2 separate regions of the Mus musculus genome follow, and region 2 is linked to region 1. Evidence: chromatin loops called from intact Hi-C (ENCODE). Cell type or tissue: heart. All regions are shown on one strand.

What was found. A loop is a pair of places that touch in the nucleus more often than their neighbours do. Peaks named below come from ENCODE experiments on the same cell type or tissue, not always from the same donor. Only the 100,000 strongest peaks of a DNase experiment are listed, where the experiment ranks them.
Region 2: it touches region 1 in a loop (1.8-fold over the local background); 2 of 42 quality-filtered maps call a loop at or near these places.

The regions. Positions count from the first base shown.
Region 1 is chr7:130,823,417-130,831,416 of GRCm38, forward strand. It overlaps Btbd16 (BTB (POZ) domain containing 16), which reads left to right. Exons shown (of 16, transcript NM_001081038.2): 16 at 893-2,483. The coding sequence ends at 961. Among named protein-coding and RNA genes, the nearest start is that of Plekha1, 38 kb to the right of the region's middle. In heart, a CTCF peak has its summit at 4,172 (motif pointing right); no DNase peak of the experiment used is centred here; H3K27me3 peaks cover 929 bases.
Region 2 is chr7:130,974,453-130,982,452 of GRCm38, forward strand. It overlaps Htra1 (HtrA serine peptidase 1), which reads left to right. Exons shown (of 9, transcript NM_019564.3): 4 at 4,849-5,043; 5 at 5,500-5,532; 6 at 7,205-7,319; 7 at 7,785-7,842. Among named protein-coding and RNA genes, the nearest start is that of Htra1, 42 kb to the left of the region's middle. In heart, no CTCF peak of the experiment used is centred here; a DNase peak (open chromatin) is centred at 3,529; H3K27ac peaks cover 3,470 bases; H3K27me3 peaks cover 40 bases.

The DNA of each region.
Region 1 (8,000 bases):
TTTTGGGCATTCCTATCTTCAGATCACCAGGGATCCATATGAGGATTGTGTTCAGTTTCCTTAGGATTACAACGGTTCCAAATGATGCCAAAGAGATCCCTTCTAAAATGAAAAGCATTAGTTGTGGGTGACTCTAACAGATCAAGTCAGAGGCACCGCAGACCCGTTTTGTAAACGTCAATAGGTATTTGTGTATAGATGCAAGGGGTCATAACACATTAATCCCTCTGAAATCCTTCTCAGGTTATCTGCCTCCTTCTGGCTTACCCAGGAGGACAGAGCCCATCAACCCTAGAGTGGAATCAACATCTAGGTAGACTTAGTACTTGTCCCAAATAGCCTGAGAACCAAAAAAAAAAGTGTGGGGGGGGGCTCTTTGGCTGTGGCTTTGAGGTTGGGACTCACCCTGGTACCCTATTGAGAATGACACTGTACCACAAACCACAGAGTCAGTCTCAGTCCTGACCCTGGGGACACATTAGAGTGACCTAGGGCTTTGAGATGCCCCTGTTGGAGATCAGGAGACCTCACAAGTAAGGAGATCAAATGCTCCATAGCTGGTGGGGCCTGGGTTTAACGCTTATAAAGGCTTCGTGTGGGGGCTTGAATCAGCACAGCCATCCTCTCTGTCGAAGGCTGGGAGAGGCTAGGACCCGGTAGGAAGCCTCAAGGGTTGGAAATGCTTCACCTAGATCAGGTGACAACACAGGTCTAGCCTTTCTACAACTCCCAAAGACTTAAGCACTTTATCTAAACTATGTCTGAAATGTTTATTTATGCTCTCCCTGGGCTACTCTGCTGCAGGCTGGTCTGGAAAGTGCCAGCTTATACAACCCTTTGATAATGAGGCGTTAATCTGAAAGTCTCGTTTCTCCTCATTCCTTATTTTTAGGTCTTGAAAATCCAAACCGTGGGCATCCCGATCTACGCCAGCTTTGCCTTCATCTTCCCAGCATCTTGATAGCTTTCATAGGAATCTATGGGATCCCCTTCCCTGGCCGGCCTGACTTCATAAGAGAAATAAAAATGACATTAAGGAGGGGAGCACTGTGTCCGGCTGCCTGAGCGCGTCAGCTCCCCTGGGTCGTCGGCTCAGGCATTAGAGTTTAGTGCCAATCTGCTTCCGTTTTCATCTGAAGATAAGATTGGGAAAATTCACATTTAAGCTCACTCGGTCTGTTGACAGGCTAATCTTCTTGCAGATGCCTGACCAAGGACCTTAGCAGCTACTAATTGTTTCACACAATGATCTGCAGACCTAAGATATCCCTTCCCCTCTGGTTTCGAAGTTAAGTCACACACTGCACCCTTTCCTAAGAGAGAGGACTGTACAAAGGGTCACCTTTGTCCACCCCTCCGTGATGCCAGTTTTCTTTGAGAACCTGGAGAGTTGGTAGAGTTATGAAGACAGTCAGGTGGGTACGTCCAGCCTACCTAATGTCTGGTGTGGGATGGCACACAGCTGAGGGAGTCTTCCTTCCAACAGAGAATCTCAGGAGGTTAGAAGGGCTGGTAGGACCGTGGGAGGTGGGCCTGGGAGAAGAATCAGCGCCAAAGCACTGGGCTTTGGGAGCCTGCTTCCAGAACCACTTCTTCCTCCTGTGTCCCACTCTTCTATGCTGTTGCTCCCACTCAAGACCAGTAAAAGAGAAGTAGTCGTGGGAGCTAGAGAGACAGGAGAGGAGAGAAATTGGGATAGCTATCACCTCTCTGGGTTCATGGGCATCTTTCTGCAGTGACTGTGTCCCTTTGTGGCCCCAGCTTTCTCTGATCCTTCCTTCCATTTGCTACCCTGAAGTTTCCTTCCATCCTTCCAGGGTCCAACACAGGGCCTGTCCTTGCTCTGATATTAGCCACCTACCAGCCTTCAAGTGATGGAGGCATCTGCCAAGGCTGCAGTCCTGGGCTGCATCAATCTCCTGTGCTTGACCAACTAGATCTCGCTTCATCATTATATCTGGGTCTCCATATTCTGTTTACTCTGCTTCAACTGTCTGGGTTTTGGGGGTTTTGTTTGTTTGGGTTTTTTTTTTTTTAATGTTTTCCAGGTTACATAGGAATGGTTTGGTAGTGTTGGAGACACATATGACACAGTGCAATAGATATTGGAAAACATGGCCTCCATAATTCACATTAGTGTGAGGACCAGTGAGACACTCAGGTACAAATTATATGAAGTATCAAAGCCCCATAATGGTCAGTGTGATGGTTTGTATATGCTCTGCCCAGGGAGTGGCACTATTAGAAGGTGTGGCCCTGTTGAAGTAGGTGTGTCACTGTGGGTGTGGGCTTTAAGACCCTCAACCTAGCTGCCTGGAAGTCAGTTTTCTGCTAGCAGCCTTCAGATGAAGACGATGAAGATGTAGAACTCTCAGCTCCTCCTGCACCATGCCTGCTTGGATGCTGCCATGTTCCCGCCTTGATAATAATGGACTGAACCTCTGAACCTGTAAGCCAGCCCCAATTAAATGTTATCCTTCTAAGAGTTGCCTTGGTCATTGTGTCTGTTCACAAAAGTAAAACCCTAACTATGACACTCAGTAACCCAAATGATATTCTAATACAAGGTCTTAATAACTCAAAATGAATGGGAAAAGAACTTGCTATGATATAGGTGGACAAACAGTCATAAGGTAGACTAGTGCTCAGATTAAAACATAGTGGTCAGGTCCTGTATGTCCCAGCCAGCCTCACTCAGACTCCCTCACCCCCAGAAAAAAAACTATCCAGACTTTCAACTCCACTAGCTAGTCTGGCCAGAGTCTGACTGACTGATAAGCAGAAAAACACCTCAGCCATTGTACTGGTTACTTTTCTTGTTGCTGTGATCAAATATCTGACAAGAAACAACTTAACTAAAAATAAAAAAAGGGTCTGTTCTGGCTCACAGTTCAAGGATGCAGTGGAGTCATGATAGCCAGAGTTTGAGGCAACTGGTGACTGTGCCCCTGCAACTGGTGACAGCTGGTGATGGGGCCCTTGCAACTGGTGACAGCGCCCCTGCAACTGGTGACAGCTGATGACAGTGCCCCTGCAACTGGTGACAGTTGATGACAGTGCCCCTGCAGCTGGTGACAGCTGGTGATGGTGCCCCTGCAACTGGTGACAGTGCCCCTGAAACTGGTGACAGCTGGTGATGGTGCCCCTGAATTGGTGACAGATGGTGATGGTGCCCCTGCATCTGGTGACAGCTGATGACAGTGCCCCTGCAACTGGTGACAGCTGGTGATGGTGTCCCTGCAGCTGGCGACAGTTGGTGATGGTGCCCCTGCAGCTGGTGACAGTTGGTGACGGTGCCCCTGCAGTCAGGAAACAGATAGATGCTGATGTTCAGCCACTTTCTCCCTCCCTTTCAGGCCAGGGCCCCAGCCCGTGGATGGTGACACCCACGTTTAGGGTGGGTCTTCCCACCTCAGTTAACTTGATCTCACTGAGAAACACCGAGAGGCTTGTCTCATAGGTGATTCTTGATCCTGTCAGGTTGACAATCCCTGTTCATCATCACAGGCATCCTTTGTGGCCACACACATTCATCCAACAGCATGTCTAAGATCTGACCACAGTTGCCTGGAGGTACAGCTTACCAGACAGGCATGGAGTGAAGCTCTTTAGAAAAGTCAGTGTTGCTTACCACCAGGTTACTGAAGAATAATGAGAGAAAAAAAATAGGACGGAGGGGACCGCCGTCACTGAGGGGCTAGGCAGGGACACCCTCTGGCATGGTTTGAGGGGGCTCTTTGGGGGGTTTGTTGTTGTTATAAATGGGTTATGCAATGCATGGTTGCAAGAAATCTGTGGGTGATGCTAGAAAAGACTGCAGTCTAGAAGCTTCCATTTCTCAATGAAGCTCCTCATGGTGCCGCAAACATGCATTTGTCTTCCTTTCCAGTACCCTCAACACCCACAAAACATCAGGTTTAGGAATCTATTTTACCACACTGATAAAAAGAAGAAAAAAAGACATCCTCTAATACAGTATCAATACAGCTTCCCTAAGAAGCCCCTTCTCCCATCCCCTTCCCTAAACCCCACTACTACACACACACACACACACACACACACACACACACACACACACACACACACACACACTCTGGAGAACCATTTGTTCTAATTCTGAGAATCCACTCCTGTCCACCAGAGGGCACAGTTGACCTCAAACTTGGGAGCCAGAATTCCAGTGGCTGAAATCGGCAATCTGGAAAAACTCTGTCTTAGAGGTAACTGTCAACTTGACACAGTCCAGAGCCATCTGCGAATGGAGTCTCAACTGAGGACTTCCTAGATCAGATTGGCCTGCATGCATGTCTGTGGGTCATTGTCTTCTTTTTAGTTGATGTAGAAGGGTCCAGCCCACTGTGGGCAATACCATTCCCTGGGCAGACAGTCCTGGGTGGCATTAGAACGTTAACTAAGCGTGAGCTTGTGAATGAAGCAGCTGGTAGACGCCCTTGGTAGGTCTGGCTTTCAGGTCTCCCTTTGAGAGTCTACCCTGGCTTCTCTCAATAATGGACCTGGCAGTGTCAATCAAATGCATCTTTTCCTCTGCAAAATTACTTCTAGTCGTAGCAACAGAAATGAAACTAGAACACACACCTAGAAGCACTGGGTCCTCCTCGCTTAATGGTTAAAACCGAAACTAACACATCTGGCATGAGAGGCGACAAGTTCACCCATACCGTGTCTGAACTTGAGAAGTGTAAGCCTTGAGACAAAAAATTCTCAAGAGGCTCTCAGGAGCTCTGCTCGCAAGGTAAAGCTTCACAGAGTCGGGCTTTACCACCCATGCTTGCAGTGCCCACAGTAATGGGCATGGGCACTGGACAACACTGCATCCTATGTATGCTTCTGGAGCCAACTCTGCCTGCCTTTCTCATCATTCACCTCACCTCCCAGGCCCATGAGAAAGGAAAGGGTTGTGCTGGGAAGTTGGTCCCCAATTCACTTGGTGCACAGCAACTCTCAGGTACCAGCTGACCTAGTGTCGGCTCCTACCTCTGCCACTCACTGGCTATGTGGCTCTAGGCAGTCAGCTAAACTCTCAGCCTCAGAAGCCAACCTTACTCGTCAGTCACTTAAGCACGTTGCAAACACTCGATGAACATCGGTCCTGTTGCTCACTGGCTGCTTGGTGTCATTTTGTACTTGTTGAAGGTTGAAACTGCTGCCCTGTAGGCTTGGTTGCATCCTTCTTGGGGCCCGCTTCACCGATGTAGGATGAGATGGTTGGGCTAGCAGCTCCCTTGGGAGCAGAAGAGCAGCTGAACCCGTGAAGCGGGGGTTGTGGCAATTGGGAAGTAACTTCACCACAGGCTTGTCAGAGTGAGAATGAATTGTGGGCTGGGAGGATGGCTCAGTGGGCAAAGTGCTCGCCAGGCAAGAGTGAGAGTTGAGCTAGAATCCTCAGAACCCACATAAAAAGCCAGATGTGGCGGTGGGTGCCTGTCATCCCACTGCCGGGGAGACCAAGGCAGGGGGATCCTAGAGGTCACTGCCCAGCACCTAGCCAAACCAGTGAGAGACCCAGCCTTAAAAAAATAGAACTGGATATGGTTCTATTTTAGTCCCTTTAGTCCCAGAATTTGGGGGGCAGATTCCTATGAGTTCAGATTAAGGTCAGCCTGGTCCACAGAGTGAATTCCAGAACATATTAAGACCTTGTCTAACTGTCTTAATTAATTAATTAATTAATTAATTAAGCACACACACACATATGCAGAGGGGAAGAGGAGGAGGGGCAGAGGAGGAGGAAAAAGCATTAAAAAGTAAGAAAGATTCTTCCTCACTGTTTGTTTGTTTGTTTAAGACAGGGTTTGTGGGTTAAAAGTGTGGTCCTGTGTCCGCTCAGGCCTTGGGCAATGCAGGACTCGGAAGTTTTAACTGTGCAGACCCCACCCCAGGCACTGGGTGGGCTTCCGACTGTGAAAAGCCAAGGAACCCTGCTCTGGGGGTGGGGGAGCACAGTCTGAGTTCCCTGGGGGAATGCTGGAGTTGGCTGGGGGTCCCCGGGCCTGCAGGGAGACTGGGAACTGGGAACGTATAGCTCTCAGACTCTTGGGCACCCCAGGCAACTTGATAATGTGGAAGAGCTGAGAACGGAGTGGGGGCCCTGAGGGCTGGATCTAGCCTGGGGCCACAGGGTCCCACGAGGACGAGCGAGTCCTTGGCTTATTTGGCAGGCGGCTTGACTTGGAGTCCACGGCTGGGATCACAGAGAGGCCTCCTGCGGGAGACTGGATGCTGCTCTTCAGACAAAGGCCTGCTCCATTGCTCTGCTCAGCGAATCCCAATAAGAAGAGACAGTCCATAGGTTTTTTTGGTTTGTTTTTTTTTTTTTTTTTGGTTTTTTCAAGGCAGGGTTTCTCTGTGTAGCTCTGGCTGTCCTGGAACTCACTCTGTAGACCAGACTGGCCTCGAACTCAGAGATCTGCCTGCCTCTGCCTCCCCAGTGCTGGGATTAAAGGTGTGCACCACCGCTGCCTGGCCAGTCCATAGTTTTAAGGCATTTATTGTCATGGCAGAGAGTGACGATGTGAAAACTGTACTCCATTTTCCCAGGGCGGGCCTGAAGTTAAATACCTTTTGCAGGGAGGAGTGTCTGGGAAAGAGATTGTATTGACTAAGCTTCCAGGCCTTTAGGTACCTCATTAAAATGGAGATCTGTCTTGAGGCTACTTGACCTATGGTCACTTTTTCTACCTGTGGAGGGGCTTGGGGCGTTGCCCTTTCGTGACTCTTGGTCACAGAGTTATGGAGAGCTTCGGCCTCATGTCAGGGGCCTGGTGTCCAGGAGTGTGGCAAACTGCCTATCATCCCTTGCAGGCTACCCCCTGCAGGATCACCTGTAGGGTCACCAGGGTTTGAGCCTAGTTCAACCGGAAACCAGGCTGCCTATCACAGCCCACCACCCCATAAGGGTTTCTCTGTGTAACTCAGGCTGGCCTACAAAATACTCTGTAGACCAGGCTTGCCTTGAACTTAGAGATTCACCTGCCTCTGCCTCCCGAGTAGTAGGTGCTAGGATTAAAGGTGTGTGCTACCATTCCAGGCTTGCCTACCTCCTTCTTGAGCTAACATCTTATTATGTAGCCTAAGATACCCTGGAACTCAGAATCCTTCTGCCTCAGGATTACAGGCATGTACCACCACACCCACTCCCCTTTCTTTTCAGACGTTTTATGTCCTGCAGATCTTTTTGTCTTGCAGTACAAGGAGGAAAAGCCCTTGTAAACCTAGGATGGGGACCTCTCAGAGAATGGGTGGGCTGCCAAGGGTAGCGAGGAGGGCCAGCCTGGCCCCAGGTCTCCCACAGGATGGATGTTGGATATGAGATTTGGGTACGTAGACCTGAGTCCCTGCCAGCTGACGGTGGAGGCGCTTCTTCTAGGGAAAGAGAACATGCTCCTGAGAAAACCCAAAGCAGGGCTGGCCAACAGAGTTCCCTGTGCCGATGAAAACACTGAGTGTCTGTCCTGCCCCGTGTGGCAGCCACAAGCCATGTATGGCCACCAAGTGCTTGGAGTATGGGTACCACCACAAAGGAGCTGGGGGTTGACTTTTCTCACTGGACATAAGTTTAAATAGCCATTAGTGGACGTTTGTACTGGCTAATTTTGTGTCAACTTGACACAGGCTGGAGTTATCACAGAGAAAGGAGCTTCAGTTGGGGAGATGCCTCCACGAGATCCAGCTGTAAGGCATTTTCTCAATTAGTGATCAAGGGGGATAGGCCCCTTGTGGGTGGGACCATCCCTGGGCTGGTAGTCTTGAGTTCTATAAGGCTGAGCAAGCCAGGGGAAGCAAGCCAGTAAAGAACATCCCTCCATGGCCTCTGCATCAGCTCCTGCTTTCTTAACTGCTTGAGTTCCAGTCCTGACTTCATTGGTGATGAACAACAGTATGGAAGTGTAAGCCAAATAAACCTTTTCCTCCCCAACTGCTTCTTGGTCATGATGTTTGTGCAGGAATAGAAACCCTGACTAAGACAACGTTAAAGGAGC
Region 2 (8,000 bases), 150 kb after region 1:
CACGTGCTGCAGCCCAGATCTTGTGGGACCTTTCATGGGGATGGAACTCGGTTGCTTTCACCTGGTGAGCTGCCTTACTGGTTCTCTCTGTGCTTCTGAGGAGTCATGGTGCTAAAGGGCGCCTTGTCTTTGTGTGGTGTCTGTAGTGGTGGCGGCTGCCTTCTGACTGAGCGAGCGAGCACGCGAAGTTGATGGAGAAGAGAGGAGGATGCGCTTGGACCTTAATGTTGTCCTTCAGCTTTTGAAGCCTGGCCACAACACATGGCTGTGACTGGTTTGGATTTGGCTTCATGTTCCCTGCACGTGAGACACACACAGAGCCTTACAGTATAATTCTGGGCTGGTATTATAGACAGTCCTGTGCCCAGTTGCCCGCAGCAAGGGGGTGGGCTCCTTTCCTCTTCCCTCTTGAGCCCCGGTGGTTCATCCGTGCTCTGCCCACCAGACAGGAAACCTGGGGAGCTGGACTGGGTATGTTGCTCCTTGAAGTCCTATGCCAGGCACTGGGAAGACAATTTGTTGAGACTGTCCCCCTCTCAGGTCCTGGGGGTAAAGCTTCTGGGCCTGCTTGGCCTGGTGGTGATAAGTTAACCAACCAGGAAGACCTTTTTAGAACCATTCTATGGACCAAGCCCTCAACTTACTTCATAATTAACAACCAGCTATGGCTGGTGTTTAGTAATTTATGAGGATACTGGAAGCCTGGACTCTATGTCCAGAGTCACTGACACTGTCCCTTGGGCTCATTCTCTACCTACTCAGGTGACGCTGTGCTTATAACTTGGGAATTATGATTTTTTTCTTCTTAAGTTGTGGTGTGTGGCATGCAGGTTCCTATGCATATGTGTGCAAGTGTGTATATGGACAACTTTTTGGCGCCTCTTCTTATCTTTTACCTTGTGGTGGCTTGAATGAAAATGGCCCCCTGTGGAGAGGGTCACTATTGGAAATGTGGCATAGGTGTGGCCTTGTTGGAAGGAGTGTGTCACAGAGGGTGGCTTCTGAGATTTCAGAAACTCAAGCCAGGCCCAGTGTCACTCTCTTCCTGCTGTCTGCTGATCCAGATGTAGAACTCTTAGCCAACTTTCCAGTACCATGTCTGCTTACCTACCACCATGCTTCCTACCATGATGATAATGGACTAAACCAGCCCCAGGTAATTTTATTTTTACATATGTATATATAAGAGTTGCCCGGGGCGTGGTGTCTTTTCACAGCAATAGAAACTTAAGACACACCTTGTTGAAGATCTCTCTTGTTTCTGCCACTGGCTTGCATGTAATTATCCAGGCTAACTGGTCTTTAAGACGATGCTGTATCTCCTGTTTCTGTCTCCCATCTTAAAGTAGGAGATAGGTGGCACTGTGTGTGGCTTTTTTCTTTTTTTAATTAGGTTTCTAAGAGTAGAACTCAGATCATCTGGCTGCCTGGAGGAGCCATCTTCCCGGCACTAGGAATTCTTCTCTTTCTCTAGTCTCTCTCATGACTTTGATGATACTATTTAGCATGAGGCAGTGCCCTGAAGATATGGTGGTTATACATCTTCCTTCTTCATAGCTTTCTCTTCTGCTGGCCTCTCAGGCTGCTGTTTCTCTTCAGCCTGGTGAGAACTCCCTGTGAGAGAGTGACCGTATCTTCCACATCCTACAGAGCTGCTGGCCCTCCTGATAGAGGCGGAGGGCTCCTTCTTGGCTTTAGGATATGGAACCTCAGAGCCATTTTTCCTGACTTCATCTCATGACTTTATTATGCTTACAAATTGCCTTTTCGCATCTCCTCAGCTTTGAGGCCAGCAGGAGTGGCGGGTGGGTCCCTTCCTTCTCCTCAGCCTTTGCAACTGTCAGGACCGTTGTTTGTCCCGTTTACTTCTTCGGGGAGCTTTGAATTGATGGATGGGGGGATGTGGGACGGGGCTGTTGGGAAAAGAGTTGGTCTCTTGGATGGACTATGGTTGGCATTGCTTCAAAGGGAGCCCCAGACAGAGCGTCTGCAGCCAGGAGCCTGGAGACGGCTTTGATGTGGGCTCACGGGGAAGCAGCCTGCGGACACAGAGCAGGGACCCTGAAGTGTGGCAGGGTGCCCGCAAGGTCAAGGCTGCAGCGTGGCTGTGCCTTCCAGCCTTGTACATATATTTCATCTCCTCTGTCCCCCCCCAAGAGTGTGACTGTCTAGACAGGGATAGAATTAAAAGCTCAATTACTGAGCAGGAATTTGGCCAGTGAAAGCTTAGCTACCGAGCAGACAGGCCTGGGTGAGGATTATGGCAGAGAATGAGCCCCATTTTGGACCTAAGTAAGGCTAGCAAGCCTGAGGCTCACGGCCAGCCAGCACCTGCAGGGAGCAAGGGCCAGAAGGGCCCCTCAAGGCAGCTTGACCTCATGGAGTTGTAAATCTGGCTTGGCAGCCACCTCCGCACCACCTCACTCTCCCATACAGGGATTTCTGCCTATAATTGGAGTCCGGCAATTAGAATTCCTGCCTTATGGGGATGGAGGCCTGTGGCTGGGAACTGGTTCTCCAGCTTAACCAGGCTTCTTATGGCTGAGAGAAGCTCTTCCATCTTGAGCCTCAGTTTCTATATCTGTAAAATGGTGGGTTTGTGTGAGTGTGAGGGTATGTTATGTCCCCAAATCATCAGATTGCTCTGAAAGCACTTTGTCATCTGGCAGTGAAGGTTTTGTTCCTTTCATATAAATGGAGAATTTCAACTGTGATATCCCTCTCCTGACCCAGCTACTATGTGTCTGCCTGTTTAGCTTTCATGTGCACAGTCACCCTTCATGATTTATAACATATATTTAAGGAGACATGCTCATCGGGACTGCCCACCTGGGCGGGTGTGACAGAGTGATCACACGGCATCCTTGTGGATTCTTATCATTGGTTGTCCCCCTTGTCCAAGCCCAATATGGACACCTTGGTGACAGTGGATGAGACCATTGTTCTTGAGCCTGGCGTGTCCTCTCAGTGTTCAATAGCATAGAGGCCTCTGTCTCCTGCCATTGTAGAGGTCTCTGCCATCTGTCCATATAGCTTTCTCCCAAACATTTGTCTCCCTTCTAGCATCCGCTGGGCCTGAGCTCAGACTTGGGACAGAAGCACTGGACAGGGTGTCTAAAGGCTGTATGAGTTAAACCTGCATCTCTGGATCTCCTCCAGAGGCTGTGGCTGGAGGGTGTTACAGCCAGATGCTGATAAAGATTCTCACATCGGATCACCTCAGACCTGATTTAATCCCCACTGTGTAGCTGGCCCCACTGTCCCATGTCTAAGCTTGACTCTTATCTGTGTAGTTCTGCTTCCTGGGATGTCCAGACTGCCCTGCTGCAGGCTGTAGCCGCCTCTCTTGCCTGTCCTTCACAGTTATCCCCGGAGCTTCAAAGACAGGACTTCCAGCCAGCCCCAGGCCCCAAAGGAATGGTACTGTCCTGGTGGGCCTCCCCCAGTGTGGACAGCACTCACCAGCAGCCAGACTCTGCCCCACCCTGCCATGATTGCTGAGGTCATTCTTGGCAGAGCTTGCTGGCAGGGATTGTTGGCATCCACCCAGGACAAACATGTCGTGCTGAGCTTGCTGCGTGCCATTGGATGTTGAGTGGGTCTGCGTAGGGAATGCCATAGACTCCGGCCTCAGGTGACCTTAAAGTGGAAGGGTCATAGCCAGTGTGGAACTGTGTCTGGCAAGGTGACATACCCCTGGCTTGTCACAGCACAGTTGCTGGAATCCTTCATTGGATTTTCAGTCATTTGAATACTAGTCAATAGCTGACCCACTGGCCAAGCAGGCTGTTTCCTGAGAGGCATTCAGGCTCCTAATTCATTGTTATCCTAAGTCATCATCCTAACAGACCAGTGAGATTAGTGGGCTGTCTTAATCCCACTGATCAGATGAGGGGCCCATGCTTGTCATGCAGAGTTTCAGTTTGGCAGCCTGGCCCCAGCCCCAGATGGCTGGGTTACCCATCTCACCATCCCACCATCCCACCACCACCCACACTGGCTTTTTTTTTTTTTTTTTTTTTTTGTAATTTATTCTTTTTCAAGGTGAATGAGTTTCCCTTAGGCAGCCAGCACTAGCCTTTTTTGGACTTTATGAGCAATGCATAGAAAATTCAGGATTTCTAGGCTATGTGGGAGGAAGAAAGCAGGCCCTGGGTCATGTTAGTGGGAGAAGGCAGCCCGTAGCCCTTTTCCCCAGCCCTTCAACCTCCATGGTCCTATCTTGTTCTGAGGAGTTATTTAGGGCTCCTGACTCTGCCCAGTATCTAGAGGGCACAGGAGATGGGATGTCCTCAGCTGAATCCTCAGCCTGCATAGTCTGGGAGCAGGTATAGTGATAGGGACTTTCCCAGTGTGCACAAGAGAGACAGTCCACCATTTGGGTCCTGGGTGCTGCCAGCCCCTCTGCTTGTCCCTGTGCCTCACACCACAGGGTGCACAAGAAAGGCAGTGTGAGTGTCTGCCTCAGGGCTCCCCACATCCCAGGCCTTAGGAAGGCTATGTGTGTGGTAAAGTAGACCCTTGATTTCTTGATTCCTCCAAGGCACATGGGCTCAGGATTTCTGTCTGGGATTTTGATCTTTAAGTCTTAAACCTAGGTTGTCTCTCCATGTTCTCTGTCCAGATGCACAGATGTAGAAACAGTCTATCACCTTTTCCCATTTTCCTTGGTACAATTGTCTTCTGTTCCATTGACTCGATAATGACCTGTGGTGTGTGGATTATATGGTAGGGGCTTGTCCCTCAGGAGAGGGGTGTCCACCCCAAGCTCAGCTCCTAGGGACCGGGACTGTCCTTTGTATTTGTATTATTCAGCTTGCTAAGCCACAGCTCCGTTTGTGCTTACAGGGAAAGCTGCCAGTCCTGCTGCTCGGCCGCTCCTCAGAGCTGAGACCTGGAGAATTTGTAGTTGCCATTGGAAGCCCCTTTTCTCTTCAAAACACAGTCACCACTGGGATCGTCAGCACCACCCAGCGAGGCGGCAAAGAGCTGGGACTTCGGAACTCCGATATGGACTACATTCAGACAGACGCTATCATCAATGTGAGCCCTCTGCCCCCTCTACCTGCTGGGCTGGGGACAAGTTTCGAGCAGAGGAAGCTGGGCTTCTTCTTATTCGCAAACCTTCTTGTAGTCTGCATGATTTCCCAGAACATCTATGATGTTCTGGTGTTAGGAGAAATGTCCCACTTGGGGCTGTACAGAGTTGAACTATGGGGTTCTGAAGTGAGTGGGTAGCCAGTCTCATCCGAGGAGGAGGTAAAAGTGGGTTTAGCTACTCACAGTGGTCTCAGAACTAAATCATCTCACTGTGGCGCATCCCGAGCTTTGTGAAAATGGTCCAGATCCATTTTCTCAGTTAAATATTAGGTGATCAGAGACAAAGCCTGGGGAAGGCCCCTGCCAGCTGCTTCTACAATGCTTTGAAATCTGGGCAGAGACGATGATTGGGCGGTGGTGTGATACAGAGCCAACCTTTCCCTTTCTGTTCCGTTTCAGTATGGAAATTCCGGAGGCCCGTTAGTAAACCTGGTAAGGCTTTCCAGTATCTGTGCTGGGTTTGTTTCGTCTGTGGGCATGTCTTTGCTTTCTCTTTGCATGTGAGCTTGTCAGAACAAGCAGTCAGCTTTATAGTCAGCTATGTGAATGCCCTGTTCCTTTGCACCTTACCCCACCAGCCCTTTCTGGAAGCAGTAAGGTTAGAGGACTCTTCTTGTGTTTCAAGCCACAGGTGGATGCCATGGAGTTCAAGCCCAGTCTAGGCAGAAAGGGGACTGAAAGTCCCCACAGTACTGCCAGCTGCAGAAAGGTACCTTCAGCCTTGAGGGTTGCTGAGCGGAGATGAGCTGGCCTGGCTCGGATCCATGCCAGAACTCTCCCTGAATGCCTGTGGGTATGACGGGGAACCACCTGTTTGCTCACAGATGTCTCACTTAACCTAGACTTCAGCACTTCAGTATAAGGTTGAAGGCTTCAGGTCACAGAATGCCAGCGCTTGGGGGTTGTTTGAGAGAGTATCAAGTAGAGGCCACCCAATGGTACCGTCCTGCTGGATCCCTTGGTGTCAGGAATGGACATGTACAAAGCACACCAGGAACAATGTATACTGAAAGTTCTCAGAGTCCTTTTGTCAGCACAGCATCAGGTCACCAGAAACTTCTTAGGGAAGGGACACAGCTTTACTTGTCCCTGCCATACCTTGGGGAAGCTGTTAGGAGTGAGGCCTGTGGCTCAAGCCAGCATCTAGAGTCATTGGAAACAGGAGAGGAAGGAAGGATGGATAGTTACCTTAGCAACTCAGACATCCCTTCCCATGAAAAGAGAAAATATTGTGGAGTTTGAAATCATCCATCTATGCAATAAGGCAACCATTTAGCTTCTACCTGGAGCTTCTTGTTCCCTTCAAAGCTGAATGTGGGTGGCACTACCCAGGTGCCCTAATGTCTCTCCTCGTTATTTCTAGTCCTTCTCCTTCCAGCCCTTCTGATTCTCAGACACAGCTCAAATACTTCCCTCGCTCATATGTCTGTGTATATGAGCATTTGCATGTTTGTGGCCCCAAGTGTGTGTGTGTTCATTGGAGGGAGAGGGTGTTGCTGTGCACATGTGTGTATTTGTGCCTGTGGAGGCCCGGGGTTGATGGAGGACCATCTTCATTCGCCTTTCCCCTTAGTCAGTGAGGCAGGGTCTCTCAGTTGAATCCAGAGCTAGGTGCTACTACAGCTGGCTGCTCCAGCCAGCTTTCTCTCGGGGATCTCGCCTCTACCTCTGAGGCTGGAATTACTGCCAGGTCACCACACACACACACACACACACACACACACACACACACACACACACACACACGTGCTTTTATTTGCACGGCAGACACTTTAACCACGTTGCCGTCTTCCCGGCCCACGCTTCTTTTTTATTACTATTTTAATTGTACGCATTTGTGGGTAGAGCCTGGGATGACCAGTCAAGATAGCATCTTTCTCTCAACCTGTTTTTGAAACTCGGCTTCAAACTGTAGCTCAGGCTTGCCAGGATCTCACGGTGATCCTATCTCAGCTACTCCAGAATGCAGGTGCCCTAACGCCTCTCACCACACCTGGCAACACATTTCCAAGTCACCCGTCCTATAGATTTTTCTGCCCTCTTCCAGCCTGTGCCAGCCTCTGACCCTCCTGGAGTTAGTGAGCTGTGTCCCTTGCTTTTTCAGGATGGCGAGGTGATTGGGATTAACACCTTGAAGGTGACGGCGGGCATCTCCTTCGCAATTCCATCCGATAAGATAAAAAAGTTCTTGACAGAGTCCCACGATCGACAGGCCAAAGGTAACTAGAGCAGGGCATTCCGGAGACCTTGGCAGGTTTACACCAGAGGCATAGCTGCCCTTAAGGAATTGGGAGAAGGGAAGATGACAGTTGTGAAGATCAGGCCTTTCAAGCTGAGAATAAATGTTTCCAGGGTGGCGGTGGTGGCGGCGGTGGTGGTTGTGGTGGTGGTGGTTGAACAAAGGGATTCTCATTCCGGACACCCATAGAACACACACAGGGTCATGCCACAGGTTTTGAGTATTTTTTAAAGTGAGAGACATTCCTCACTGTAGATCTGGAACCCAGGCCAGGACTGAACTACAGTTTTTGGGTGCCTTCCCCCCTTCCCCCCTCCCTCCCCGTGGCTCATGCTATAAGGTGGAGCTTTAGAGCTCTGGCTCCTGTCTCCCCACACTCCGGAGGACTGTGCTGACTTACTTTTTTTTTTCCCCCTCTTTCTTGGTCCCTTTGTTGTCACACCAGGGAAAGCTGTCACCAAGAAGAAGTATATTGGGATCCGAATGATGTCGCTCACATCTAGGTGGGTAAACAGGACACATAACTTTGTAAAGACAAATGACCTGTATGTATGTACACTTGGGCTTCACAAGGCTTTGTGGGCATTCTTGAAGAGAAACTATTTCTTTCCTTCAGTCATCACACTGGGGAAGGGGAGGTGTGTGGCCTTGGGCCTCTTTG